Linked DNA regions of Homo sapiens: regions 1, 3 and 4 are each linked to region 2. The links are chromatin contacts, found by Hi-C or POLR2A ChIA-PET in ENCODE. All regions are on one chromosome and are shown on one strand. The core of a region is the stretch at or near the end of the contact, and the rest is flanking DNA. Distances in the headings are between cores, read along the strand shown.

Region 1 (7,409 bases), core at 704-3,203, 670 kb after region 2:
ACATGTGCTTATGACATGCTTGTTTCAAATCCCTAGATTTTGAAGTAATTCAGCAAAAGATCATGGGAACACTAGGAAGCCTGAGGGAGCAAAGGCCATGTGAGAACCAGAGCCTGGGTCTGCTAACTCTAGAGTTAGCACTGTTTCCCCTTTACTGCCCTTCTGGTGTGACTTTCACATAAAGCAAGGTGTACCTATGCCACATACACCAACTTGCTATACCAGTAAATAAGGCAGGAACTAAGACAACTTTAGCCAAAAATTCATCCACTGCATAGGGAATCAGCAGAGGTTTCCACTGCCCTTCAGACTGGGAAAACCTCCCAAAAGACCAGCCAAGAGCTAACCCTACAGTGACCAGAAACAGCAAAAGTTGGGTATTTGGGGGATCCAAGCAGAAAATATATTCACTACCCAACAGTCACTGACATTCACTGGCCCGATGATTTGTTCCCAAGTATAAAATTCCCTGAAAAGCAATCACTACCACAAACGGAGGCCCTTATATCACATCTCCCACAAATTCCACTTTACTTCCAGCTTGGAGAGTATCAACAATCCCCCAGTTTGGTCCTCTGGACATTGAAGTCAGGGATTCAAGTCTGGATACTCACCATGGAACCAACAGGGAAACGTTCATGCTTAGCAGACTTAGGACTTGAGACTGAGGCTCAAACAGATGAAGACCACTACATCTTACAGCTGAGACTTTTCTTCTTTTCATATCTTTCCACGTGAGCCTCACACCAAGATAAACTTTCAGATCCACCCTGTTCATGAATCTGCGAAGAATCTGTTTCTTTACCCCCTTCTCAGCCAACAGAACCCAACGTAATGGTCTTTGAAGGAAAGAGACCCTTGGATGAGCTGCTTCTTAGTGGTTGAGAATATCATCCACCCCATGTTTGCTATGTGAGGAGTTATGAGTACAATACACTTTCTCTGCACATTTATCATAACTTATTTCCAGATCCAAAATTAAACTTCATGGCCTGACAAAGAATATTTATCTTTCTTCTTTTTTTAAGAGGTAGGGGTCTTGCTATGTTGCCTGAGCTGGACTCAAATTCCTAGGTTCAGTAATTCTCCCACCTCAGCTTCCTAAGTTGGATATTTATCTTTCTGGTAGATTTATTTAAATGAAATCTACCAAATCTATCTAAATCACGGCAAGGGCTTTTTGGCTCACACCTGTAATCTGAGCATTTTGGAAGGCCAGGGCAGGAAGACAGCTTGAGCCCAGGAATTCCAGACCAGCGTAGGCAACATGACAAAACCCCGTCTCCACAAAAAAAAAATTTTTTTTAAATATAGCCTCAGGAGGTCGAGGCTGCATTGAGTTGTGATTGCACCACTGCACTCCAGCCTGAGTGACAGCGAGACTCTGTCTTTAAAAATAATAATTATTAAATCACATTTAACCATTATTTAATGAACTATCTTTATTAAAAATAAAAACCAAAACTATAAACTTCAATAATATCTGTATATATATATATTATATATTAACATATCCACATATTAATGTATTATTTGAATTTTCTAAATCAAGACCATCCTGGACAGCTCAGCACACAGATACACCTTCTGTAGGAAGCCTTTCATAGTAGAGCAAAGGAGGACCGATGGCTCCTCCTCCCATCGTCTAACCAAAAATACAGAATTTCATCTGTTATTCTCTTTTTAACCTCCCAAGGGTGCACTGGCCCTTTCTCCTCCCTTAAGCAAGTCACTTCATCTCTTTCAATCTTAGTTTTCTCATTTGTAACACACTCAGAGAGATAAAATGACACAGAGCTCAAGTTCACAGAGCTTGGCAAGAACTTAAACCCAGGTCTCTGACTCTCCATAAAGTGTTTTTCCACCTCTACTTCCTTGTGTGTCTTAACAGTGGTGTATTCTACTGTTGTCATCCTCTTCACCAGGGCCCTGCAATCACAGGTGGAGTGCAGTAAAGCCCAAGTAATGCGGAAGCTGGCAGAAGAATCTTGCACCTCAGCACATCAATGCAAGTGGCCCAGGCCCCAAACTGAGAATCCCCCACTCAGACTCTCAAATACCAAACTGGCATGGGGGAAAAAAATATAAAATATCACTTGAAGGGTTTTTGTTTTGTTTTGTTTTGTTTAAAAAAAAGCTTCCCTTTGAACTCAACATAGAAAGTCAGCTGAGGACAGAGCCTATAGCTCTGCTCTCCCCAGCATTTTCACCTTGCAACAGACACTCCCCAGCCTGACCGCTATGGGAATGCAGAGGCTGCAGATGGGAGAGGGGCCTCTAATTTATTTCCCTCCCTGATTTATTTTCCCCCCTGCACATCACTTTGGTATGGCAACAATGCATAATTCGATTACACGTGATATATAAAATCATTGCAGCTGTTGAGAAATATTCACAGCAAGAGAATTTCAGATCTAAACTCAGACACAGATACACAGAATGCAGACACACAGTCAGACTTTGTGAACATCCTGCTAAAATCACAAAGGGAGGGGAGAAGGCAAAATGCTCTTCTGTCTGCTGATTAGTATTTCCAGTGTTCCTATCTGCATCCACTGTTCATTGTCCATAAATGCAGATTTAAGAGTACCTCCTTAGAAAGAAAAACATCTACCTGCCTAATGGGGGGAAGCAGCATCTTGGGGTGAAAATGATGGCAATGCAACAAAAAAATCAGACTGTGTACCATTTAATTTTACTTTAAAAATGCTGCTATGAAACCAGGTGCATTTAATTCCCTTTAAACGCCATGTAAAAGTTTCTCTCCCGCCTGCTCACTCTGTGGGCTACATACCATACCTAAGATTAATCCCTCAGGAGTTTTTTATTTCCTGTTCTGCCTATCTTTCATCTTCACCCCAGACTAAGCAGATGGATGTGAATTCAAAGTTTTCTGATCTTTAGCACAAGTTATGGAGGGTTATCTTTGGCTGTATATCTTTCTGCTGGCAGTGCTCCCTTGGTGATGAAGGATTAACCACCCCAGCTGTCTCTTCCCAGAATGATGCAGTGCCGTGCTCCTCAACACGACAGCATCACTTAATCTTAATGTCCGCTCTCCGAGCGCAGCCGCGCAGGACAAAGCCAATCAACATCAGATGCCACCAAGATGGACCTACTGCTTGGCCCTGGAGTCTCTCACCCTCTCACTCCTATTAATCAACATCATCCAACCCAATCCCAGAGTTCACTTCTCTCAAACCTAAGTTAAACCAAGCCGGGGTCCCTGTTAACCATCTGAAGCACAGGGCGGGAGGGGGCTGGTGGGAGACAATCAGCCGCTTCAGGAGCACTGCACGCCAAGCCGCATGGCTGAATGAGAGAACTTCCCTCTGCCCAACTTCTTCACGGTGCCAACACTGGTTCTGGAGCACTCAACATGTCTAAGTCTAATGAAATTCACCCATTTGCCATAATAGAGACTGATCTCAAATGAAGCCTACCTGTCTTCCAGAGACCCCAAAAGAATCTGAAGAAAGATATGTGCCCATTCACAGCCAAACTGTTTCGGCTCCCCTTCCCTCATCTCCACCCTTACCAGCAGACCTGCCTCTGCTTACACTTGTAAAGCCAGGTCTAACACATTCTACTACTTTTTGCACAAAAACACTTAGCCTTGCCACAAACAGCACAAATGGAAAGTCTGACCCAACCAAAAAAATGCCTTGTTTGGGTGACTGATATACCCACAAATACATTTAATCTGAAGAAGAATCCTATCTTCCCTACATTTTTAAGTTTACGTATCACAGGTGGGGAACGCAAAATGGTACTCTCATGGTTTTCTCTAGCTCTGAGCAATTACAGTAATGTACCTCCCTTTTCTTTCTTAAGAAAGGGAACAAAAAAGTCAGCCTAGATCTCAAAGGCAAACGTAATAAAACAGTAAATTATTGCTGGAGTTTACTAAACAAATGCAACCTAGTTAAATTTGGAAAAATCTTCACTTTTGCTTACATTTGCAATTTTACTGCTGAACTACTGGTATTTCTTACTTATGCAACATTAAAATGTATAAGAAATCCTCTTGTGTGCTATATCCAGCATCTACTCTTGATTTATAATACCCAATTTAGGGGGGAAAAAACACAACTAAACCTGATTTAAATCACAGATTACTCTGTAAAACACAAGCAAGGAACTATTCCAAATCCTAAATGTAATTTAAACATATTTATATTTTACAGTGATATATTTTCCCCATTCCTTGTCTTACGACTGTAAACTTTCTATAATTATATAAGCAATTTCCCTAAGGTCACAACATTGATCATAGTTATAAATTGCTAAAGTACAACAACACACAGTGTGCAGCAAAATATATGCTGGACATCACAAACGGTTTCATCAAATCAGGAATGGGTGGGGGAAGCAGAGCGAGAGAAGAAAGAAAGGAGACAGAGAAAGGGGAAAAAGTAACAAATTTTCCAAGAAGTCATTACACAGTGTCACATCCTCTTCCCCAAAGCCGTTTGGAACACAGTTTTTACAAATTGGCTTGCAGTAGGGCTTGGTTTAATTTTTGATGCTATTCTCAACCTTTTGCCTATTGCTCTGAAAGCCGCTTGAGAAGGAAACCTGGGAAGCAAACTCCAGCAGTCACTCAGTTAAAACAGGAAAAACCAAGATGATAAATCCCACACCACTGAAAACCTGCCTTCTGCCATCAACTGTAGATTCTCAAACCGTGTTCCTAGGAACCTGAGGATTCCATGGAGACACTCTCTGAAGCAGTTGGGATTCAAGCTTTCCACCCCATTCTTTAGCCAGAGCATCTTCTCTTTGGTCTGTATCCTGTATTGGGACTCTGTGGAAGAAATCTTACTTGGAAAAATAGTTTCAAAGGTTAAAATAAAGAGGAAAAAAAAAGATTTGGAAACGACCACCCCATGATGCTGTCCTCATGAAGGATGAGACCTAAAGGGAGTTATTTGAGGGTCTCTGGCTGTTTGTCAGTGCTGCTGGTGTTTAGGGGTAACACTTAATGAGAGAGGATTCAGGTGCTCTCTGCACACCATGCAAATGGGGTTGCTGTCAGGCGCCTCCAGCGTCCAGGTTCCTGCCAGCCGGGCTGACAGTCCAGTCACCCCTCATAGTTAACAATGCCACATTCCACTCTGGGCAGCTGCCTATTAGGAAGACAGCTGAGACCCAGAGGGGAGGCAGAAATCAACGTGTGACAGACACTCCCGTGATCAATGTAAAATAATCCTAAAAAGACCTGTGCTCTCTGAAAGCTTAGGAACCAAGTGGTTCCAATTTTTCCTTCTCAACATTTTCCAAGGAAGGCTAAGCATCTCCATAGCTCAGGATCTTGGTGCAGCTTTCCGAGAAAACTACACAGCTACACACTACATGCTACACGTGTTTTCCAAGAGGACAGCCAGTAAGAGATTAGTCTCCTGGAGCAAATGATGCTCCCCATGTCTCCCTCCACTCCATACCCCTTCTCTCTACTCATCTGCTGCTGCTTCTTTATCCTCTTCCTCCGCCTCCTCCCTCCCCCTCTCTGTCTCTGCCTCCATTTTTCTATGTATGTACTGTCAATAGCTCCCAAATAAAGCACATCTGCCTTCCTGCAACAGCACAACTTTCCTTGACCACAGGTAATATTCACAGTATTTAATGGACAAGGCACAGACCTGGACCAATCAGAACAGAACTGGCTACAAACAGTTCACAGTCACACACAAAGGTGAACGGAATCAATGTAAGTCATGACCCAACACCAAAAGAGAAACTGTAGCGTCTATCAGTTAACCTTACAAGCTTCAAAGTCAGAGAGACCCAAGTTCAAATCTCCACTCTACCAGTTTCTGTAGAACCTCAAATTGCTCAATTGTCTCCTCCAATAGAGTAGGCATAATAATTCCTACATGTGAAAAGTAAATGAGTCAATGCATATAAAACTAAAAGGTGGCATACTGTAAGTGTTCAATAGGTTAGATAGATACTTTCCCTTCAGTTAACTGTTTTTGGTTAGTTGGTTGTTTTCTGTTTTTGTTTCTTTCAGATTGCCTAGATGTGTGATGGATACCCAATAAACAAGTTAAAAAAAAAAAAGTCTTTGCCAATTCTGGTCTTAGAAGAAAAAGGAGAGATCTCCCGGCCCCAGGTGGACTCCACAGAGGGTGAATTCTTAAGAGTAGCTAAACTGCAGGTGGAATGAAGGCTGTTCATGACGCTGGGCTCTCACCCAGAAATACAGCAGGGCTGATGGCCTTTACTGGATTTTTATCACCTAATGAATTAAGAATATCACTCTATATCAATTTAGAAAATTCTATGTATAATTCATCAAAAAAGCTTAATTTTTTATTATTTCTTATTTTATAAATAATACATCTCATGAAAAAAAATGAAAAAAGGCAATTAAAATCACCTATAATCCTGTTGCCCAAGTAGTGATAATGATATCAATAGCTAATATTTTACTGAGAGCTTAGCATGTACCAGCATTGTGCTAAATGCATTACCTCATTCTCTAATTTAATCCTCACTATTGTTTGGCATTGGAAAGTGAGACTTAAAGTGGCTAGGTATTAAAAGGAACAAGATTACATGATTTTAAAAATGAAAGGGAAAATTTAATAAAGAAAATAAAGTGGCTAGGTAATTTGTTCAAGGTCAAATTGCCACACCACTCCTAAATGACAGCATCAGGATTTGAATTCAGGTCTGAATCTAAAGCTTATGCAGGAAAGTTCCATGCAATATTTCTTTCCAGGAATAACTGATGTACTTCCTTCAACTCTTTTTCCTGTACCTACACATAGGTACATAGGTGGATAGGTAGATGGATACAAAAGAAATCCTCACTGAATTACTTAAACATTTGCATAGGATTAATCAATAGAAATATACTAAAATTTTATTTGGTTCAGATACAAAATCTTACGTCCTATGGACCTTGAATTTCTTAAATAAGATGGTTTCTGTAGCACAATTGTTCAAATCTCAAGCACAAGGACTTCCCACTCCAGCACTAACCATTGAGACTTTGGACATGGCTTCTCAAAAATGAGTAAACAGGGTGCAGTACGAGCCCACAACCACAACCCATGGGTTTCTTAGAAAATACAGGAATGCAGACCAATCGTTTTAAAAAAAAAAAAATAGCAAGGAAAAACATGAACTTGACAACATAACATGCAGGGGTAGGAGCCTCTGCACAAACAATGTAATCAGGAAAATAAGTGTGGGCATCCTTTTAAATGTCAATAACGACCAATTTTTTTCATCCTTCAAATCAAATGCATCTTTTTTCATCAATCCCTGTAACTGTAGAACCAGAAACATTCCACTTTGGGCCCATTCATCTCTTTCCCTTGTGGGTGATGGTTGTGGCCCTAATTATGGACAGAAATTAGGCCTCCTGGTACATGTTTTTAAGGCCAGAACCTTGAATT
Region 2 (6,914 bases), core at 142-2,641:
TGAAATAATTGTGTATTGTATTAAAAGCCGCTTTGGAAAATATAATCGTGGTAGTAAATTGGAATGAAATGAACATGGTATTAAAGGGGGAAAAATATTTACTGCCAATTTTATGGGGCCTTAAAATATTTATGTTTTAAACTTGCATTCTTTGGAGATTTGCTGAGTGTTGCTAGAGCTGGGAAACTTTTTTAATGAGATACGTGCATATTTTTCAAATTTACAGATCTTTTTTCACAAAAATAGAAAGTCATAAATGTGAAATGGAAACCTAAACAAGGCAAGTGCAGCCTTAATGGCCTTAGATTCTTAATTGACTCTTCATATTAGAAAAAATTAAAAGCACAGGAAATTTCATTTAAATGTGTGAATAATATGCAAGGAACTTTTGTTTTATGTCAGTTTCTATCCGATTAAAGTACAGAGCATTAGCATAAATGTGATAACCCAAATAAACTTGAGTTTTGCTGCATTTATGTTAAGTGGGCATGAATAGGATACGTGTGCATTCTTGGGTTACTTAAAAACAGAGTCAAATACTGGCTTTTGTTCTGCTTCCCAAATGAATCTCTAAGAACAGCAGGGAAATAAATTACATGTTGATCAAGTCTTTATTTCTTTATTCATAGGTACCAGGGGTTGAAAAAAAAATGCAAGTGAGTCTATAGTTCTCAGACACTGAATCCCTCTTTAAATGCTCTCACTCTTTGCAAGAGGCAAATGAACTTCTAATTGTTCACATTTGTTTCAGCCAATCTTCCTGATTCCCTTTCTCATGAAAGACCTAAAACTCTGTTGACTTTACATGTCCAAATTAAATATATCTGTGTTTTCCTTTTGCTTTCAATAAGAGTGCATGCCAGCATGACTTAACATTCATCCAGAGTTTATTTCAATATTAGTGGAAAACAAGCCATTTTTCAGTTTAATGAATAGCATCAGTGTCTCCCTTTTAACCAAAAATATGGCCTTAAACTTGATGGATCTCACCAGAAGGCACATTTTCAAATTATTTTTCTATTGGAGGTTATGAATATCGTTTCCCAAATTATTGTGACAGCTGTGAGGGGAAAGCCTGCATCACAGATACAGCAGCTTAGAAACAAAACTCAGACCTAACAAAATGGTAGTTTCCTTTGTGAAATGAGAAAAGGGGAATGGAAAAGGAAGCATGAACCGCATGGGAGGGAAAAAATACCTCTTTTGAGACTTATGCAACAGGAGAAGAGTCATGTAAAGGCCCTGAAATTCCCATACTTTTTTTGTTACTACCATTTTTGTTTCCCAATCATTCTAAATTGGGAAGGTAAAGGCTGAGCATTACTGATTCAAAAAACCTCCAAGAGGACATCTGATATTTCTTCCTTATTAAGGATGATGGAGTGTAATTGATGTGCCTGGAGCCTGGCCAATTCCAACTTTTTTGAGAATGCCGCTTAATGTGCGGACATTATTTTTGGACTACTGAACGCCAGAAAATAATGAGCTGGCATTCAGCTTTGGTGAATAAGACCCTGAATTTTCATCTAAAAGCAGTTTTGAGTTATTGCTGTAGATAAGGTGTAACTGTGCAAGGGAATTTTATCCATGTTTCTCCCATGAATCATAAATGAGGAAAAAAATTACAGTCTAAATTGCACTTAAAAGGAATAAAGTCTTTTCATGTCATACATGATTTATCAAAATGATCTCATTTTAAGGGTACTGTGGTGTATCTTGATTAATCGCATTAGGAAGCGTGATGAATGGCCTCTTTAATGGTAACACAGGATTTATTGGCAGCATCCAGACTTGAACCAGAAGGGTAAGAAGTAAAACATACAACAGATAGCTAATGCAGATAGGATGTCAGTAATGCGCTGGCTTGTTGTAAAATTATACCAGGAGCCTTAGTTTCAGGAGCTTCTGAAACTGCCAGAGGGTGGACAGCAAACAAGTTTTGTACAGGACCTTGGGTGCCACCTCAAATCCAGTCTGACCCTCCCCTAACTTGTTGCAATGCAAGTAAAATCTCTCTGCTGGACTGTAAAAATAAGGTGTCTGTGAAATCTGGGCAAAACTTGGAAATTCCTAGTAATAAGAGGGAGACACCCGCCTTTCAAGATCAGCGCTCCTTGCCCTTTTGCCCTATTTTAATATCCTCTTCACATTTCGCTTTAATATCCTAAATGCCTTTTTTTAAGCCTGCTCGAGTCTGCTCCCACTAATTTCCTCTAAGGCTGACAGATCAGAGGCTTTCCTCGAACTGTTCCTTTTGGAGCTGAGAAGCCCTCCTCGTAATCCTGCTGCTTGTCCGCAATTAATCCTTCCAGTTGCCTCATTATTACCTCCACCACCCACAGACAGAGGAAGCTCTGACCCACTGGACACTGGCTCCTGACTGAAGCTTCAAAGGTGCCAATCACACCCTCATCAGAAAGGTGCCTGCTGTCAGCATCAGAGGTTTTCATCCCCTCCTCCCCGCTGATCAAACATTCTTCCTCAGAAGATTAATTCAGAGTCCCCGCCCATTTCCTCCCATATCCTCTTTCCCTTTTTGGTTTACCCAATGATCCATCTTTGCCTCGAAAAGGGAAGCCACGGATAATAGAAGTCCTTTCAAAACAAAAGCTGGGCAAAGGCAAATTTAAATCCCAGCTGTTATCAACTTTTTTTTTTTTAACCCATTTAAACATCTTAAGGCAGTGAGGATTAGGGACTGGCCTGAAATGCCATTCTTTGATCAAAGACCCCAAGACTTTACACAAACATAATCACAAGGCAATGGATGCCCCTCTGAAGGCTGAATTGATTTGTTTGACTGCAGCGCCTGGGATGGTAGAGAAGCCGCACACTGACTTTCCTAACTCCCAACATATATGTCACCAGGCCAAGTGACTTAGAAATTATATTTCTTTTCTTCCTGTGTCTTAATTGGAGCCGTCACTTTCAGATTCAGACAGAACTATGGGGAGAGGTTTTGAGGAGAAGAAAATGTGAGCCATATGGGTGCTTGCTATGGCTTCTCCATCCCCAGGCTGGGAGGAGAGAGGTGAGAGCAGGAGAGAGATTGGTGAGAAAGCAGCAGCCCCATGGTCTCTGATGTGTAGCAAAGGTGACTTCACAGAGAAGGACCTGGGTTTAGATTGGCTGGTTCTACTGGAATCTTCTCCATCTCCTCCAGTCACTGGGTAACTGCAGTTACCTGTCTCGGTCCATGGAAGTAGTCTTGGGAGGGGAAACAAGCACGGCCTTTCCTGGGGCCAGTGAACAGCCACCATGTGGCTCCCTATCCATCTTCGTCTTTCAGGACCAGATGCCAGGATGAAACCACAGGAAAACCTTCAAGATATGCTTGTGAGATCGCTGCTATGACAAATTCTCATGGCTCACTAGTGTTGACACTTGCCATACATATCTACAGGTAGATCATTTCAAAGTTGCATAATAAAGACAGTATTTAAAGAGAAGGTTGAAGGGACCATTGAAAATTGATGTTCAAGTAGATGAAGGTGTCTTTGGAAGGAGTAGACTAATCAAAATTTTGTTCCTGGGTTTGAGGATTTTTTGATTTGGGGAGAGGGCAAGTAGGGTTGGTTTGTTATTTACATTACAGAGAGACTGTCAGAAAATGAAATTTAAGTCACACACAATTAAGAATTCTTGACCAAAATGACTCTATGGGGACCACTTGCTACATTTCCAGGGTAAGTTGTAGAATCTCCCTTGTTGAACAGTTCAGGAAAATAAGATTATCCTTTTGATGGTAAGTCATGAAATCCACCTCAAAGTGCTTTAAGTTTAAAAAGAGGAGCAGGGGGCTTTAATGAGCTCAAGGTATATGGTTTCATATACGGTTAGATCCAGGTGTTCAAACTTCTCATCAGAAATTTCTATCTCAGCTTTGTTTCTTGGTTTCTCCACGTGGTGGCCTCCCAGGAGCCCCCCACATCTGTACCTCACCATCTTCAAAGACAAAAGAAAGAGTTTCTCTTTCCTGTAAGTTCCAACAAAATCTGGGAATCCGTGGCCTGCTTTGGGTTATGTGCCTATCCTGGAAAGAATCTCCTCACCCATGAGAAAGAACCCTCTACCTGATTGAGCCTGGCTCCTGTGCCACTCCTAGTGCTGAGAGAGCAGCTGGCCCCATCAGACCACTATTGATTAAGGGTGGTCACATGGTGGTTCCACAGAGTTAGGTCTATCCCAGAATACAGTGTAGTGGACACCAAAGAGGCCAAAAGGGCAAATTCCCCTTCGAAAGCAGACGACCTCCTGTGTAAGTCTTCAGGAGCCCCTCACTGCATCCCAGACATTCAAAACATCTCATCATTATCTTTAGGCCAAACTGAACTCATTATGCAGTGGCTCAATCCTGACATCAACATCAACAAAAGGCCTCCACCTCCAGAAAACCCTCCCCACGAGGTCTTGCAGATATCATAAAGTTTATACCTTTCAGGATCTTAGTTGACATCAGGCAGGTTTATCATACAATTTTATTCTTCTAAGCTTTGGTATCCCACAGAAGATTAAAAACAGCCACAGGCATCTAAATAGAGCAACATGAGGGGTGGGCAAGGGTAGCTGCTGGGGTCACAGTATGACATGGAAAAAGAAACAACCACAAAAAGCTAGACTAAGAGCTGAACCACAAGATGCTGCAACAGACCTCTGAAATGATGACACCCCAGGCTTCCTCCACTCCTCCACACATATATATGTCAACAGGATAAAGTTAAACTCAGTGTGGTATGTTCTGTTTAAGTGAGGAGTAATACAGTATATTTAATTACTAATTAGCATGTGTCAAGCAACTACTGGTATCAATTCTGGGAATGAGACATCATACACATTTTGTCCACACATTAAACAGATAATACCACAAGAGAATATGTGACCAGTACAAAAGAGTAGCACGAGGAAGTCCTCTGGGAACAACAGTCTAAAAAGTTTTAATTTTGACATATGCAAACCTCAAAGGTATGGGAAAATTAATTCTAATGTGCATCTCTCATTTTCCAAAAGCATTTCCCCATTACTCTATCACTCGGCCCTCTTTATCTTTCAGGCCTATTTCTAAAAGAGATGCCAAGGATGTTTGCCTTGAATATATCCAAGCCTCCAGGTTCATTGTGTTGAGGATGAGGACAATGTGTCCTGGACAGCTTAGGTAAGCCCCTGAAGATCCATGCCCCGTGTCATGTGTGACTTAGGATGTGGAACTGAAGACCTACAGACTTAGGACTAGCTGCTACACTTGAGTTTCATTTCCCCCAAGAGACCCAAAGAAAGTAGGCAGGATTCTCTGCTTAGCAATTCAACAGCACCCACTATAGCAACCAAAGGGGGATATGTACAAATGCTCTGCTAGGCTGCTAAAACTCTTCTGGGCTAGAGCCCACATGCTCTCAGTGTCTATATCAGGATAGCTAAAATCTGAAGAAGAACCATGAAGCTTGGATGCTAACATTTGGAATTCCAAAAGGGCTGCAGTATGCAAAAGTATGTGTGTATGTGTTGATTGCAGAGGAGAGGATAAGGATATAAAAAAACTCTGAGTTCCAAACCCAATCTTTCTTTGTAAAGTTAATACTAATCCTCAGCCTGTGTACCTTTCTAGATAAGAACTTAACTTTTCTAGATAAGGACTCTACATTATTAAATATTAATTTTCACAATACTAATGTGTTTATTATAAAATATAGTTAATATAGTAGATTGGAGCCAAGGGAAATGGTGGAAAATAGTTTAATAGATGGAAAGTCATTTGAGAAATAACCCCCAAAAATCTTTTCTCCTTTATTTTCTTTTTTCAAAATTTTCTGTAAATTATTCACAGAGCCGTTCTTGAAAGAGGCCTTTTTTATTTGCTTTATACTATCAATAACTGTTAACATCAAAAGTTTCATTCATCTAAACGTATACATATGTGTGAAGCTATTTCCTTGAGAGATTCCAGACCCAAATATATGATTACTACAAGAAAAATGACTAATCAAGTATCATAATCAGTAAGTCTGATGTCCTGTGCAATATTTCTAACCATTCTAGCAGCCTTATTCTCCCTGAAGCCAAAGGAAATGCAAAATTTAAGTTTATTTTCTAAAGAAACACTACCCTGTGCCCATCTTAGTCTTCAACTCTCAAACACATTGTGGTCTAGAGGGACTCAGTCACTGACAAAGTATGCATGAACCTACCCTGGGTGGGAGATCCCATTCTAGGTATATGTTTTGCTCAGGACAGTCCAATGTCCTGACCATGAAAGAAAGAAAGAGGAAGGGAGGGAGAAAAGAAAAAGAAAAAAGATGTTTTGAGGTTACTTTCCAAATGAGTTTTCATCCATTAAAACATTTTCCAACATTTTTCCTGACTCCGTTCTACCATCTACTGTCTTTTGTACCAATTATAAGATAGAAAGGGCCCAAGAAAGGGCCCACACATGCTACAAGCCCTCTTTTCTCTTATTCCATATCCAGGATTCCTAGGTTTTGAAAGGTAAACACGGCCACAGAAACTCCTCTGCTTTCTCCAGCTCCTGGGTTTATCCTGCAAGTGCACTTGCACAGACAGATTACAGAAGGGTAAGGCATGGTAGTGAGACACACAAAGAAGACCTGTAACCCAGATGGTTACAGAGCTCAAAGGACTCCACGAAGATTCACAAGGAAACTGGGGCCTCTCTGCTTAAAAACGTAGTGATTCACCTTGCTCTTGGGGTAAGCAAAGAGCACCATCCATTTCCTAGAAGGCCCTCTGCCCCAGCCCCTGCCTTCTCAGCCTCTCTTTTGCCTTCACTCCTCACCCTGAGAGTCATCACGTGGTGTTCTCCTGCTCCCGCAGGGCACTGTGCCCCATCCTGCTGGAGATCTTTGCAAAGCCTAGTCTTCCTTCCTAACTCCCTCCCAACATGCTTTGCCTGAGTTGTCCCC
Region 3 (7,021 bases), core at 796-3,295, 540 kb after region 2:
AGAGCTGCTTACATCCTCATTACATATGACTCACACATGTTCGGGGGACCACTGGACCAGGATCATACTGACTGTGGTTAAGTCCCCACATGGGACATCATGACCCATTATGTTGACCACTAGTGGAATTTTCCAATACCTGAGGATACAACACTGTTAGAATCAATGCAATAAGCTGTCGCTCATTTCTTTGCAAGCTGAAAACCTATTTATAAAAGGAAGCCGGGCACAGTTGTGCATGCCTGTAGTCCCAGCTACTGGAGAGGTTGATGCAAGAGGATTGCTTGAGCTCAGGAGTTTGAGGCTGTAGTGTGCTGTGGTTGCACCTATGAATAGCTGTTACACTCCAGCCTGGGCAACATAGCAAGACCCCATCTCAAAAAAACAGATTTATAAGAGGAAAATCTCCAATGCTTGTTTGAGTCAGACCAAAAGAATTGCAAAGGCTAAATCTGACCTCTTCCTATAAAAATAACATGGAGAATCCTTGTGTGGACAGGCCTAACCTTCTTGATAGGCCCCTCTCAGGAAGGCCCCACAAAATCTACAGTGGAAGAACAATCCACTTCTGTGAAGGAAAAGTTAATGGCCAGTTGGTTTCAATTGACTAGGACAGAGCTAAGTGAATGTAGATAAACCACTTCCCGACTGAGGCTAGGCCAGGGGATCCTCCCCCACACCTCCCACCGCTGATATCATTCTTGAAAGCCTTGTTTCCTTCCAGCCTGGAAAGCTCCATTTTGGAAACAATGACCCTTTATGGAGAGCTTTCATCCCTGCTTAAGTTCTAAAAATCAAAGAGCCAATATGTCTAAGCTGCCCTCAAGGATCTGGGAAAACTGCCGTGGGTACGTTGTTATTTAGTGGTAATATCTTATTTAACTTGTCAGTTGTCTTGCTGTTTTCAGAATGAAACCAGATATAAATAAAGCAAAAAAAAAAGTGTTTGAGATAGGCTACTGATCACTAGTTTATTTTTTGAGTTGAGAAGCCACACAGTTTTCCAAGCATGGTTACATTATGGTAATATGCTTTGTCATAAATCTACTATATCCTTCTGCTTGTCTATAAAACAGTCTGCTCCTCATCGTTCTCAACTTGGCCTGCATACAGAACTTTTAACTTAAAATATCTAACAATATGTCATATCCACCAGATACATGACAGCTATTTCTAAGATACATAATATTATTAATTATTTTTGAATTTAACTGAACTGTTATGAATCCAAAAAGTATAAAAATGACATTTAGCCATCAACAGTTCTTGAAACATTATACACACAAAGAAGAAATACTAACAAGTCCTACAGTACTCATAATTTCAAAATTATACCCTTTGAAGCCAAAATGACATTAAGAGAAACAAAAAGGATGTAAGAACTTAAAAATAAAAATGTAATGCTTGAAAATATTAAACTTGTCTTCAGATAAAAATTAAGTGTGAGATAAATTATTTTTTATGTTTGCAGAACTGTCAAACAATGTGCTGTCTCCTTAAACTATTTAAAGAAATAGGGCTGGAGTGTGTGGAGAGGATCTGGAAGACATAAATGACACTGAGAGGATGAGCAAGAAGACTGACTTCCATTTACTCTGATTCACTTAGCATGTACTGAACACCTACCATGTACTCATACTATGCTGTGTATCATGGCGGATTAAAAGAATGATACAGACTAAGCCTTAAAGGAACTTACAGACTCAGTGAGGACATGAGAAACACACAAGATGTGAATATAATGAAACACAACTACCTTTGATTAAATGCCCAAATAAAAGCTCTGGTAAGTAATGTGAGCATTAGAGCAGGAAGAACTCAACGTGGGCCAGGATAGTTGAGGAAGCTCCATTAGGAGCTAGAATTTCAGCTGGATCTTGAAGACTGACTCATATTCAGAAAGATATAAAGAAGGCCAGAGGGAACTGACAAGAGGGGAGGCAGAGTAAACAGTGACCCAAAGGCTGGAACAAATATTACTCACTGGGCGAAGTGTGAGCTGAAATGAGTGAGTGGCCTCACCGCAGGCCTAGACCTCAGGTGACCCACAACTCAAGGACGTGGAAAACATTCATCATTCATCTGTCTCCCTCTTCCCACATGTTTCTCATAGACAGCTTCATTGGCGTCCCCCAGGGGCTCGGAGTTCTGGGGCTCCCAGTGTCCCCTCTCACCAGACCTGCTCCACTGGACCCACACAGGAACCCCCTAGATTCACCACCATGAGTCACAAACTTCCTTCCCCAGCTCCAAGGGCTGTGCTTTCTTTAAGAACCCATCAAATTGCTCAGAACTGGGAGTGGTCAATCCCTTCACCTAGTTAACATACTACAATCTTTCCATTGCAGCCTCTCTGTGCTAACCTGAGATCAGTGGTTCTCAACCAGGGGTGACTTTGACCCAGAGGGACATTTGGCAATGTCTGGAGACATTTTTAATTGTCACAAAGGATGTGTTACTGGTACCTAGTGAGTAGAAGCTAGGGATGCTGTGATACATCCTTCAACATATGAGACAGTCCCCCATAACAAACAATTTTCTACCTAAAATGTCAACAGTGGCAAGGTCGCAGTGGAATGAATATAGACATTCACGATACTTTTCTGAACAAATTTATTTTAACAAGATGGAGAGCTTTCCTTTTTCTTTTGTATTTTTCTTAAATTTTACTCAAATCCATTCACTTTCAGAAGGTGTACACCCAAATTCCAAGAAGCTTCCCAGGGCAAGCTGGGATGATCCATACATCCCTGATTAATCTGCCCCCCCCCATCCCACCCCCCCCAAAAAATAAGAATAGTGCCCTGAGGGGCAGGGCACTCTGGCTATGAAATGTGCTCTAGTCCTGCAAATGACCAATATATACCTAAACCTAACTAGAAATGACAGGATATTGAAAGCCAGTACATTTTGTACCTTTTGGGCCCTTCCACAGCAAGACGCACTTTAGGTACTTACATTTTAATAGGGAAGAACCTCATTACCCAAATATTTGCTATTCGAGCACTTTCAGTTTTGAATTTGCATAAGGAAACAAAGTCATCATAACTATTCATTAGCGAATTGACCGGTTCCCACTCAAACTTCTCTTCCAAGTAGCATTCATCCCTGATCCTTGTATCAACAATTTAGGCCCATCTGATGGTCAAATGTTACATAAGCCTCTGGTGCAAAGCAACTGCAAAATGAAACCGAAACTTCTGCAAAAGATGTGGCGTTTCACGAACTCAACTGAAGTGACAGAGAAATGCTCAAATTACACCCAAAACCATTGATCCTATGCCCTTAGGCCAACTGAAAAAGCAAAAATCAAGTCAATAACAACATTTTATAAGACTGACTTAAATACTGAAGGATTAAGAAAGGCCCTCATAAAATTGATAAAGTCCTAATTTTACAAAAATAAACAACTTTAATGATTGCACAATAAAAGCAAACATGAAGTAAAAGATATATGGTGCCAGCGTGTAATTCTGTCATTAACACTTATGGAGAAAAATTAAATTAATAGTTGAATTGCTTTTCTGAGAATTAGAGCATAGCTGCAGCTACAACTGAAAATGTTTTTGATACCAAATATTTTTATCCTTTTGGGTTTCAGCTTGCAAGATTAAATTCCAAACTTTTTTTTTCTAGATTTACTATTACATACTGCTTTCCATGTAAGTTGCTTTGCTTTAGCTGATCTTTTCCAGTACTAATTGCCTTCCTACCATGGGCCTCCCCCTGAAAACTCTGACCACCTGAAGCAACCACAGAGCTGCAAGACGGGCTGAATCCCTCTCCCAGTCTCAGCTTCTTGCCCAACCTGCCTTTCCCACACCTGGTGATTCAAGCCCTGTGCCACACCCTTCTTCACAAAACCCCCCCACCTCTGTCTGACTGCCACACCTGATTCTCAAAAAGTAGGAACTGGAAGGTATAAGGAAAGTCTGAAAGCAGAAACAGAAGGCCATCCAAGATCCATACTCAAATCTCATCTCTCTCAGAGCAAAATTCCAACTCCTAAGCAGAGCCCACCAGGCCCTGACCAACCTGGCTCCTGCTTCCTGACTTCAACCTCACCTTAAAGCTCTTTCAGCCTCATCACCCCTCTCACTCACCAGCCACACTGACCTCCTCTGGTCCTCAAACTCGCCAGGCTTTTTCACACTTTGCAGCACTGGCAAGGGCAGTGCCCTCTCTCGGGAATGTTCCTCCCCAGGTCTTTCCATTCTGATTCACGCGCCTCAGCATAAATGTCCTCTCTTGCAATGACTTTTCTTACTAGCCTATGTAAAGTGCCCTCAATAATCTACATATACTTAGTAGGTGTTAAAGAACTCTTGGCTAAATGGATGACTAGATAAAAAAAAAAAATGCATGGATGGAAGGAAGGAGGGAAGGAGGGAGGGAGTGAACCTGTGTAGAGTGAGCCAATATCTGCTGTCAATAGCCATTATCCCCTACGGCCATTTTCCAAGCAATTGTTTCTCTCCCTTGGATCATTTGAGACTGAATCAGTGAATCCAGAGCTAGGCAGGGAAGAGCCTGATTAAGGTCACCACACCAACCCCCAGGGACAGTTCCCTATCATCCATTTTCTCATGCTTTGTGTCAAGTCTTATTTCCAGCCCCTCCAGTGGCAAGGCGTCTATTACCTCCCCACGGACACGTCTACACACTCGCCCCATTGTGAAATTTGTCCTGATTTTCCCAGCCTAAATTCCTCTCTGCTTAACTTCACCCCATTACTCACAGCTATCTCCCTCTGGACTACAGCAAATGACAACTCCATAGAACTCACTTTCTCCTCCTGGCTTCCCACAAGTTCCCAATTCAGCTTCCTATTCCTTGATGAAATAGCGTGGCATGAGACCCGAGCAAGGAGAGTTTCCACAAATGTTCTGAATTAGAACTTGGTCACCAGCAGCCTCACTTCACCCACCCATCTCTCTTCCATCCATCATTCTCTTGCCCCACCCCACCCTCGGCCTCCACAAGGCCAATATGGTTTTATTTTCCAATTACACAATTCTTTCAAAATATAGTTCTGTGCTTGAATATTCACAAAAAGTTTCTGGAAGACAACAAAAGAAGCTGTTAGTGATGGTGGCCTCTGGGAAAAGAACTGCTATAGGGAAGAAGGCTTACTTTTGGCTGACTGTTTAATGCTATTGGCATTTTTAACTGTGTGCATATACAACTTTTTAAAAATTATGGTGAAATACATATTACATAAAATGTATCATAGTAACCACTTTTAAGTATGCAGTTCAGTAGTATTAAGTATATTCATACTGTTGTGCAACCATTACCACCATACATGAAACTTTTTCAACTGTAAGTTTTTAAATTAATTCTTTTTTAAGAGACAGGGTCTCACTCAGACACCCAGGCTGGAGTGCAGTGGTGAGATCAGAACTCAATGCCACCTCAAACTCCCAGGCACAAGGGATCCTCCTGCCTCAGCCTTCAGAGTAGCTGGGGCTACACGTGTGTACCACCATGTCCAGCTAATTTTTTTATTTTTTGTAAAGATGGTGTCTTGCCATCTTGCCCAGGCTGGTCTCAAACTCCCAGGATCCTCCTTCCTCAGCGATCCTCCTGCCTCAGCCTCCCAAAGTTCTGGGATTACCAGCTTGAACCATCACACCCAACCTAAAATAATTTTTTTTTGAGACAGAGTCTAGCTCTGTCATCCAGGCTGGAGTGCAGTGGTGCACTCTTGGCTCACTGCAACCTCCACCTTGCCAGTTCAAGCCATTCTCGTGCCTCAGCTTCCCAAGTAGCTGGGATTACAGACATGTGCCACCATGCCAAGCTGATATTTGTATTTTTAGTAGAGATGGGGTTTCACCATATTGGCCAGTTCTTGATCAAGCGGCTACACAAGACAAGAACAGGAATGAGGATGCCATGCCTGGCATAAGCAATCGAAAACAAATAACAATGTTGCTTAGCCAATTTTGATATGTTAAAATTTTTTTAAAATAAGGTAACAGATACTTGATACAAATTTTAAAAATAAGGGGAGAAAACGAATGAAATATAAAAAAATAAAATAAATTAACACACCTTTACCACCACCCCCACCATACTTATAATAATGATGGACCAAAATAAGTATGTATGTTTGCATTCACACATAGAAACAAGACATCTTAACAAAACAGAATTATGGCTATCACAGCAGTTTGCAAAAAAATTATTAGCCTTATTGCTACAAAAGTGGTTTGAATAGGAGCATTCCAGCTGTTAAATGTGATCATCAGAACACTGCCAATTTTCTCGGCCACATAGTCTTTTTGTGCAGTGTAGAACATGTTGCAATTAAGAGATTTTCACACTTCTTAATAATTCTCAGATTTGGAAGATTTTTCTTGTGGCAACCCAAGTGATAGTATCATACTCGGCTCCTTTTATGTAATTTTATAACTTGCTGGAAGTGACAAAGACTGCACATACAAAGATGGTGATTTTGTGTGTCTCCGGTAGCTGTCCTCAGAGTTAAACTTCTCCAATCTGACAGCATGAAGGCTGAAGCAAACCTCTGATTGCAATTTCTGAAATCAAAACACTCTCTCGAATCTCACAGGCTTCATAGGACATGTACACTTTGCCCGTCTCTGATGGGTTCCAGCTCCCATTATGTCTGACTTCTCCTTGGAGTAAGTGCTCTTTCAACACTGATATCTCACATCTGAATTGCAGGCCCTGGCCAAATCAAGAAAAGCTAGATGTCTGAAACAGGAGATGTCTAGGTGACCAGTTATATTTAGTTATTCAAAAACAATCCTAAAGCATTTTTACTTTGCACCTCAATTATATTTGTTCCAATTCTCTCTCTGTCACACACACAGACTCACATACAATCCCATTGTACTATATAACACAGTTACTTTTTATACTAAAGAACCACAAAGAGCCACCTGGCTATCAGAGTCAAGTACTCTGCCATGATGTAACAGTAGTCTTTTCCAGGTTAAGCAAAGTATATTAATATAACAGAAGCTGGGACTGAAAGACCGCATTTGGAGAA
Region 4 (7,866 bases), core at 2,331-4,830, 700 kb after region 2:
AGAAAACCACTGCAGTCTTCAAGGTCTCTTTCCTCAAGCCCAAGTCTTTAATTAGCAGAGATGAGAGAAAGGACAATGGCCACATCCTTCGTTAAACACCAAGAGTCACCCAAGTTGACTGGGCAGAGTCAACTGATCATAAGCCATGGCTGTTCTTGAAATGCCCCACTTAGCAGTGAGGGAGTCCCCAAGACATGGTCTAGGCTTGGTGAGCACCTAACTCCATCTCCCCAGGGAGAAGCCAGCCTCCTCTTTTCCAGCCACTGAACACAGATGTTCCACAATGGGCACATGCCTCCTATCTTGCTGGTGTCCTCAGGTTATAACAAGGATATCCAGTCCAGGATTCCAAAAGAGAAGGAAAAAAAAAAAACAAACACCACTGATATCCACAAAACCTCCTTGTATATTAAACAGTGCATCATGAGTAACACAGCTATTATTCAGTGCATGCATCACAACTGTGTGCCCATGTTGTGTTGTCAGATAAATATATAAACACAGGGACTGAAGTGCCCCCTCTCCTCTCCACCATCCCTTCTAGGAAGAGGAAAGGAAGTTGGGCTGGGATAGAGGAGCAGAGAGATAGCAGGAGAGCAGGGAGATTCTGGAGGCAGAATGAGAGGGGAGAAAAAGAGTACTGGGGTTTCTTTCTTCCCTTTTCTTCCCTAGTCTGTGGCATGAAAAAACAATGGCTTTTCTGAGGCACTGTGCAGACAAGGCAGCTCTGAAAAAAACTAATGGCCGTGATTAATGACAATGGGCTGGAGGAGAGTGGGGACACAGCCGCCACATACATCATCCCTTCCCGTCAGTCTCTGCTCCTCCCTGCCCCTCTTCCTCCTACCAGCAAGGCATTATAAAAACGTCTTATCTGCTCTGGATGCTTATTTTAAAGCTGAAATCACAGCCAGACCTCCACCCAAAAGAAAAACAAAGAGTGAGAAAGAATGGCCAGAAAAGGATGGTGCTAGAGGAAAGTAAGAGAGGGAAGAGTGAGAAAGAACGAGAGAGGGAGAGAGACAAAGGGGTGATAGGGTGAACAAGAAAATGGCATGTAAAATAACTATAAGATATTCCAGGAGAAAATGTGCAGGCTGTAATCATTCAAGATTTCAGCAACTTGACTCCTCACATGCTGAAGCCACATTTTCAAGGTCTTATCTGCCATATGGTTCCCTGTTTGGATGATTTATTAGGTGCAGAAAGCATACTGATAAATTTTACTGCATTTCCCTGAATAGGCAACCTATGGTGTCAATAACAAAGCTCAGGCGGCTTTAATGAAAACTGCAAGCACCAAAGGGTAACCATTTATTTATGAGTCGCTATAGTATTACTAGGACAAAATTTATCTTCCCTTCTCACGTACTCTGTAGAAACCGAATCTGGTCAAAGTAACAGAGATCACATCCATATGTCAGTGGTTTGCTAACATCTCCCCTGCACGAAACACTGGCTGTTGCTCTGGAGAAATTGTTTGGTGACCCATTTTGCATAAGAAATCTTGTTTTTGTGAAAAAACAAGATGAAACCTGGAGAACTCTGCAAACACCATACCATTAGCAATCACACCTAAAGGTGCTGCAGAATCCTCTTGGTTTTCTTTACCTAGAAAATGAGACAGCTGCCCCAGGGGTAGGGATGAAAAAAGCGAGAGTGATGTGCAGATAAGGAGGACAGAGATTTAGAGATACTGTCTGATCCATAAATATTTTAAGTGTACCAGTCCACACAACAATGTTCCCCTCCATCCTCTCCGTTTCTTAGGACACCACTCATTGCCTGGTCTCCACCCCTATCCCTCACTGCCCCTAAAATGCCTCTTTTCTTGGCTAGTAGCTATCTGCAAGTCTGATGTATGTGTTATTTTTATAACAGAGAAACAATCCAACTTTTTAAAACTCCAAAGGCAGCAAAACTAATGACCAAACTCAGGAGGAAGTGGGGGGGATTGTGGAAGAAAAGAGGAAGAAAGCCAGATAGTGCTCTTACTGTTTAATCCTGAGCCACAGTTAACTGCTACAAAAAAAAAAAAATTGGCAAGGTTTTCAAGTCTACAGTTTTCCCCACTGTGTAACATGCCTGTCCTGAGTGAAGACAGCCTTGCCCAGGAACGTCAAAAGAAGGAAGGATAAAGAAGAAGTTCAACCACAATAGCATACGTTTGAGTAATGCTCTTAGCACAGCAAACCAACGAAAGCAATAGCAAAGTTGAAAGGCTGGGCCAAGTCTTTTGACATGAGCAAAATCTCAACCTTCCATTTTTTTTTCCCCACCAAAGTTAATACTTTGAAAAATGTCTCCACTAGATTATTTTACCCAGGTTTTTTTTTTCATTTTACACTTTATTTTACACAGTTTTTTCCTTGTTCTGCATCAATATTTTCTCTAATACTTTCACAGTGAGAGGGCATGAAAATCTGTGCTTATCAGTTCTTATCCACACTATTGCCTCTCTAAATCCACTACTCAAAAATATATTTTTATATATTTATATATACAAATATATAAATATATAAATAAAATAAGTAAATAAATAAGCAAACTCTTTGGAAATCAGAACAAAAATAACATTTTATAAAAGCCTCTTTCCACATCATACATAATAAACAAAAGTCATCTTGATCAGTTCAATTACTGACATTGCTGCTTTTAAAATCTGCTTAGTAAAATGGCATCAATTAAAGTTTAATGTCTTATAAAAGATCATTCAAGTATTATAGTAGAATTAAGAGGAAATAGGTACTGCTTGGGATCTGGCTATATTTTTAGAGTTTCTCAACCAGAGAGATTTATAAGAATATTCATTATTGCCTAGATTGCTTTCAATTCAGCCACTAGTTTATTAAAAGAGGTAGGCTAAAGGGCCCAGCACGGTTCAGAGCACATTCAACCAGCTGCATTTTCAGTTTGCTAAATATTTCAACTAGTCTTCAAAGGCACTGCATAAGTAAAACCTCGCACTTATTTTTCTACACACTTCTCCTCTTAATTTTTAACCCCCTGGGTATTTCCAAAGGAAATCTAATCCACATAAGTCATTCGTACCTAGCCCACACTAAATGGCATTTGAATGAGTTATATTGTTCTAGAAACCCCATTCACCTTTTCTGTTGGCCTTTTATTCTCTGGAGGTCCCAGTCTGGGGCAAATCAACAAAACTGAACCTTAAGGCAGCAGAGGGAACTGGGGAATAGGAGAAGGGGACCAAAAAAGTATCAACAGGGAGGACACCCAGCCAGGGGCTCCAGGGCAAGAGGAAATCTCCTTTTGCAGGCCTGATACACAGGACCAAGTCGAACAGTTGTTCAGGTTGTGCACTAGCTGACGGCATTTGGCCAAAAGGACAGGTGGAGACTGAAATCCAACCTATACTGTGCTTGCCAAGCTCAATTTCTGGCCAGGGGTTACATCCACCCAGAGAAGGGGAGCACATTTCTCTACTTCTCCCAGAAGCACTGTATGGGCTAGCTGCTGATAAAGTCATGTTAAGAAAACAGAAGTAAGCCAGTCACAAAAGGACAAAAGTCCTGTATGCATCCATTCATATGAGATAACTTAGAGTAGTCAAACTCACAGAGACAGGAAGTGGAATGGAGGCTGCCTGGGGCTGAGGGGAGGAGGGGAGTGGGGAAATAGCAAGTGGCTATTTAATGGGTATGGAGTTTTGGCTTGAGAAGATGAAAACAGTTCTGGAGATGGATGGTTGTAACGGTTACACAGCAATGTGAATGCGGGTAATGCCACAGAGCTGTACACTTAAAAATAGTTTGAATGGTAAATTTTATTACAATAAAAAGGAAATGAAACCAGAGTCAAGCACTGGCAGCTACACACCCACTGTGGACTCCGATCAAGGTCCTGCTCACAGATCGACTTTACAAGCCCATGCCATTGTCCAACAACTGAGAGTAGATCAGGGCTGCACTTGCCTCCACAAACGCCCAGCTACACAGGACCTGTCCAGATCATCACTCCTAATGCCTACCTTCTGCCTCCAAAGGACACCAAAGAGGCAGGGCTTCTCTCTAGGGGTCCTTGCCCCTCTCACCCTGTGCTCCCCCTGTCTGAGTGCCCCACCAGCTCCAGCCTCTGCAGCAGCCTTCCCTGTCCCCAACCTCATACCACCCCAAACCCTGTAAGAGTAGAGGCATGCTGTCACCCAAGTCCACCTCCCCTCAGCAGAATAGTTCATTACTCCACACACATTAAGTTTCCACCAGAACAAGGCCAACTCAGGAAAAAGAAAAATTTACGACTCCCATCATTTGGAATTTGCGGTAAAATTTAGCCTACGTTGGGCCAAAGAAAGGGTTTGCTATGAAAGCTCACAATGTAAACAAGACTTGAGGGAAAAACATTCATACAAAGAGAATAAATGATTCTTAAAGGTTTCAGTTCAACAATACATTTTAGGGAACATGTATTGCCTATTATAAAGACATTAAAGAAAATACATTGTGTCAGGACTGGGGAACCTGGGCCTGCCTCTGCCACCCGAACATGGGCCAGTCCCATAAAGTCTCTGGCCATGATCACAGTTCCCTCATCCATGGAGTTGGACAGAGACTCTCTAAGGTCCTTCTGGCCACGATGAGACTATAAAATTAATATACTGTACTTTGTATATTTACATACATGAGTGTATGTGTGGTGTGTGTGTGTATGTGGGGGTGTGGTATGTGTTTGTCTATGTGGTGTCAGGGAGTGCTGTGTGTACATGTGGGGTGTAGGGAAGTATGAGGAGGAATGGTGTGTATGTTGTATGTGGGGGTGTATGATGTGTGTGGGGTGTGTGTTTGTGGTGAGGGATGTGGGAGGTGTGGTGTGTGTCTGTGTCTACATGAGTATTAATGAGGACTACTTCTCAATAGAAAGAATTTGCCAGTTATTTCAAAATATTTTCTATACTTAAAAGTGATAAAGCTGGAACTAAATAGTGGTGACAGTTGCACCACCTTGTGAATGTACTAAATGCCACTGAATCATGGCACTTTCAAATGGTTACAATGGCAAATTTTATGTTACATGTATCCTATCACAATTTTTTAAGTGATAAAGCTGTATTTCTTTTTTAAAAAATTAAGTATGTTCACCAGTTCGGAAGCTGTAATTTACCCAGTTTGTCCAAGTTAGCAGGATTTTGCAGTCCTAGAATATACTATACACTCCACCTAGAAAAGCTTCTAGTGTAGGTCTGAGATCTTTGGGATGTGCCACACTTGGGCCAAGTCCTGGAGACTGGGCATTCTTTCCCTTATTGGGCCAATAAAGTCTAACAGCCTCTTCTTCTCACTAGGGAGACTACATCCCTGCCTACTGAAGACCTTCTGGGCAAAAAGGGTGACTGTGGATGCCTGCTCCCACAACAGGACCACACAGAGCACGCATATCGCAGCCTGGTTCCACCTGAGGCTCACATCATGCTCTGTAATTGCAAGACTCATCATAGCACACACTCAGGGCTTCTCAGCTCGCCCAGGCTAGGGCTCCTTCCAATGCACTACACCTGTCCACAATGCTTACCACCTGGCAAAGTATTTTATTCTAATTTTGCAACTTTTTAAGAAAATGAAATGCTTACATCAACTTAATCAATTTTCTTAAAAGGGGAAAGATGCTGAATTCGCCCAAGATGCCACATTTACTCCTTCTAGAAGTAGGTGCTGGAGAGCAGAGATTGACCACTAGGAAGGCCAATGGACAATGGTATGGCCACAGATATTGTTCAAATGAAGCTCATTGGTGATTATTTCTTAAACGTCACTTTCAAAAACTAGAGTTTTAAGTTCCAATTAATTGCCATTGACAAGAACCCCAGTACTTGACACTTCACTCATGAACAGCCCTACAAATTAACAGTGTGGGTGTGGGTGTCTTTACAAAGCCCATTTCCAAGCAGCGGCCTCAAAGCTTCATACCAAGCCTCCTCAGGGAGTTTTTCTTTGGAGCCTCCTGTTTCTAATACTTTGGGCTTGATTCCTTGATTCTAACCCCACCTCCCAACCTAGAGAGTGCTGGCTGCATGCTAGCACAACCCTGAATGCTAATGACCTCAAGGGCAGCTAGTGTTCAGTTAGGTGCTGTGCAAGCTCCATTGTGGCCCGTGAACAAACTAGGGAGAGCTGATGAGAAGATGTACACTCTTTGAGAGTACGTGCAGGTGACGAGAGTGAGTATAGTGAAGGGTCACTGCACCAGACAAACTGTTGGTCGTGTTGAAGTTCTCTGGAGACCAAGGCTTGGAATGTGGCCCTTGATCAAGACAGGTGACCCAGGCAGAGACAGTAACCAAAAAGGGATTCTTTGGAAGAAACAGTGAACAGAGAGGAGCTAGACCCTGGTGTGAAGTGCAAACATGATCTGACTCATCAGCCTTATCCTCACTTAAAGGGTTATGCCCCCCACTTCACAGTTGCAGGCTCACAATATACCACTGCTTCCCAAACTAACCAACTCTGGATCTGTGTATAGCAGATGCAAAATAAACTTGTGGCCTTGTATGGCTCTTGGGTTTTGTTATTGTCAATATATACAATTTATATATATTTAAGGTATACAACATGATGCTTTAATATACATGTACATTAGTGAACTGAACATTATAGTCAAACTAATTAATGTAGTCTTCTCTTCACATAGTTACCATTTTTTGTGTGTGGTGGGAACACTTAAGATCTACTCTCTTAGCAAATTCCTAGTATACAGTGGTATATTATTAACTATAGTCACATGCTGTACATTTAGGTCTCCAGAACTTATTACATCCTACATAACTGAAACTTTGTACCCTTTGACCAACAACCTTCCCATTTCCCTGGCCCCCCATCCCCTGGTAACAACCATTCTAGTCTCTGCTTCTATGTGGTTGACTATTTTAGATTCCACATATAAGTGAGATCATGCAGTAGTCTTCTAAGTCTGGTTTATGTCACCATGTTCTCCAGGTTCATCCATGTTGCAAATGGCAGGACACCCTTCTTTTTTTAAGGTGGAATAATATTGCTTTGTGTATGTGTGTGTATATATATATATATATATACACACACTACAATTTTTGATCCAGTCATCCATCAATGGACACTTAGGTTGTTTCCCTCTCTTGGTTATCTGGGTATATATCTGATGGAAATAAAATCAGTATCTCAAAGAGATATCTGCACTCCCATGCTCATGGCAGCATTATTCACAATAGCTAGGATATGGACAATGGATTTTTAACCACTCCAGGCAACCACTTCATGTTTGGATACCTAACAGAAGCAACCAGAGAGCTGGTTAAAAATAGAAAATCTTGGGCTCCAAAAAAAAAAAAAAAAAAAAAAAAACCACTGAATCAAAATCTCCAGGAGTGGGGCCTAGGAATCACAATTTTTTAAAGTTCCTTGGGTGGTTCCAGTGCAGCCAGTCATTTGGAAATCACTAAGTCACCTCACTTGCTTGCACATGAGGAATGAAGACAGTGCTGTTGTTACAAAACCAAAACAAGGCAGTGATTCTCCCTTAAAAAGAAAAAGATGCTCATCTGTAATGCTTTAGCATTTGTTTACAGATAATTAAATGTGGAGGAAAAGAAGGTTAGGACCTGAGAAAATCATGTGTTAAAAACTAAAAGTGGAAGGGCCCACTATAAATTAGAGCACTACAAAATTATCACCTGTATCAATAGAAAAATATAGTTCAATATAAGAACATCCAAAGAAATACAGTATTACATGAAATGGCTTCCCATCTGTAGTAGCTTTAACATAACAGAATTAAGACAACAAATCTGCTGAGGGGAAAATATCATGTAGGTCAATTTTATTCATTCGAATCTAACAGACTAGAAATTTGAAGAAATTTTAACAAGCATTTACTTTC

What was found. A loop is a pair of places that touch in the nucleus more often than their neighbours do. ChIA-PET counts read pairs that join two places held with the same protein, here RNA polymerase II (POLR2A). Pooled maps may share reads with other maps.
Region 1: a pooled map shows a loop between it and region 2 (2.4-fold over the local background). The contact joins two enhancer-like sites. A Hi-C loop is called at or near these places in 3 of 168 maps with a recorded cell type or tissue (PC-3, mammary epithelial cell and prostate gland) and 4 of 50 pooled maps.
Region 3: a loop to region 2 is called in a map of prostate gland, with 2.5 times the contacts of the local background. The contact joins two enhancer-like sites. A Hi-C loop is called at or near these places in 2 of 168 maps with a recorded cell type or tissue (PC-3 and prostate gland), 1 of 37 single-sample maps with no recorded cell type and 1 of 50 pooled maps. POLR2A ChIA-PET finds 5 or more read pairs at or near these places in 1 of 52 experiments (HEK293).
Region 4: a map with no recorded cell type shows a loop between it and region 2 (2.6-fold over the local background). The contact joins two enhancer-like sites. A Hi-C loop is called at or near these places in 1 of 168 maps with a recorded cell type or tissue (PC-3), 2 of 37 single-sample maps with no recorded cell type and 1 of 50 pooled maps.

The regions. Positions count from the first base shown.
Region 1 is chr10:75,635,500-75,642,908 of GRCh38, reverse strand. All of the region lies in intron 2 of LRMDA (leucine rich melanocyte differentiation associated), which reads right to left. Among named protein-coding and RNA genes, the nearest start is that of MIR606, 87 kb to the right of the region's middle. Within about 2 kb of position 1,953, at least 2 of the 41 ENCODE cell types and tissues checked have a DNase peak (open chromatin) inside an H3K27ac peak, as active enhancers do.
Region 2 is chr10:76,304,766-76,311,679 of GRCh38, reverse strand. The region is part of intron 5 of LRMDA (leucine rich melanocyte differentiation associated); the gene reads right to left. LOC112268057 (a long non-coding RNA gene) reads left to right here. Exons shown (of 3, transcript XR_002957050.2): 3 at 5,051-5,134. LOC124902462 (a long non-coding RNA gene) reads left to right here and starts at 6,664. Exons shown (of 3, transcript XR_007062203.1): 1 at 6,664-6,701. Within about 2 kb of position 1,391, at least 4 of the 41 ENCODE cell types and tissues checked have a DNase peak (open chromatin) inside an H3K27ac peak, as active enhancers do.
Region 3 is chr10:75,768,620-75,775,640 of GRCh38, reverse strand. The region is part of intron 2 of LRMDA (leucine rich melanocyte differentiation associated); the gene reads right to left. Among named protein-coding and RNA genes, the nearest start is that of MIR606, 220 kb to the right of the region's middle. RefSeq lists an enhancer at 576-870. Within about 2 kb of position 2,045, at least 10 of the 41 ENCODE cell types and tissues checked have a DNase peak (open chromatin) inside an H3K27ac peak, as active enhancers do.
Region 4 is chr10:75,607,290-75,615,155 of GRCh38, reverse strand. All of the region lies in intron 2 of LRMDA (leucine rich melanocyte differentiation associated), which reads right to left. Among named protein-coding and RNA genes, the nearest start is that of MIR606, 59 kb to the right of the region's middle. Within about 2 kb of position 3,580, at least 5 of the 41 ENCODE cell types and tissues checked have a DNase peak (open chromatin) inside an H3K27ac peak, as active enhancers do.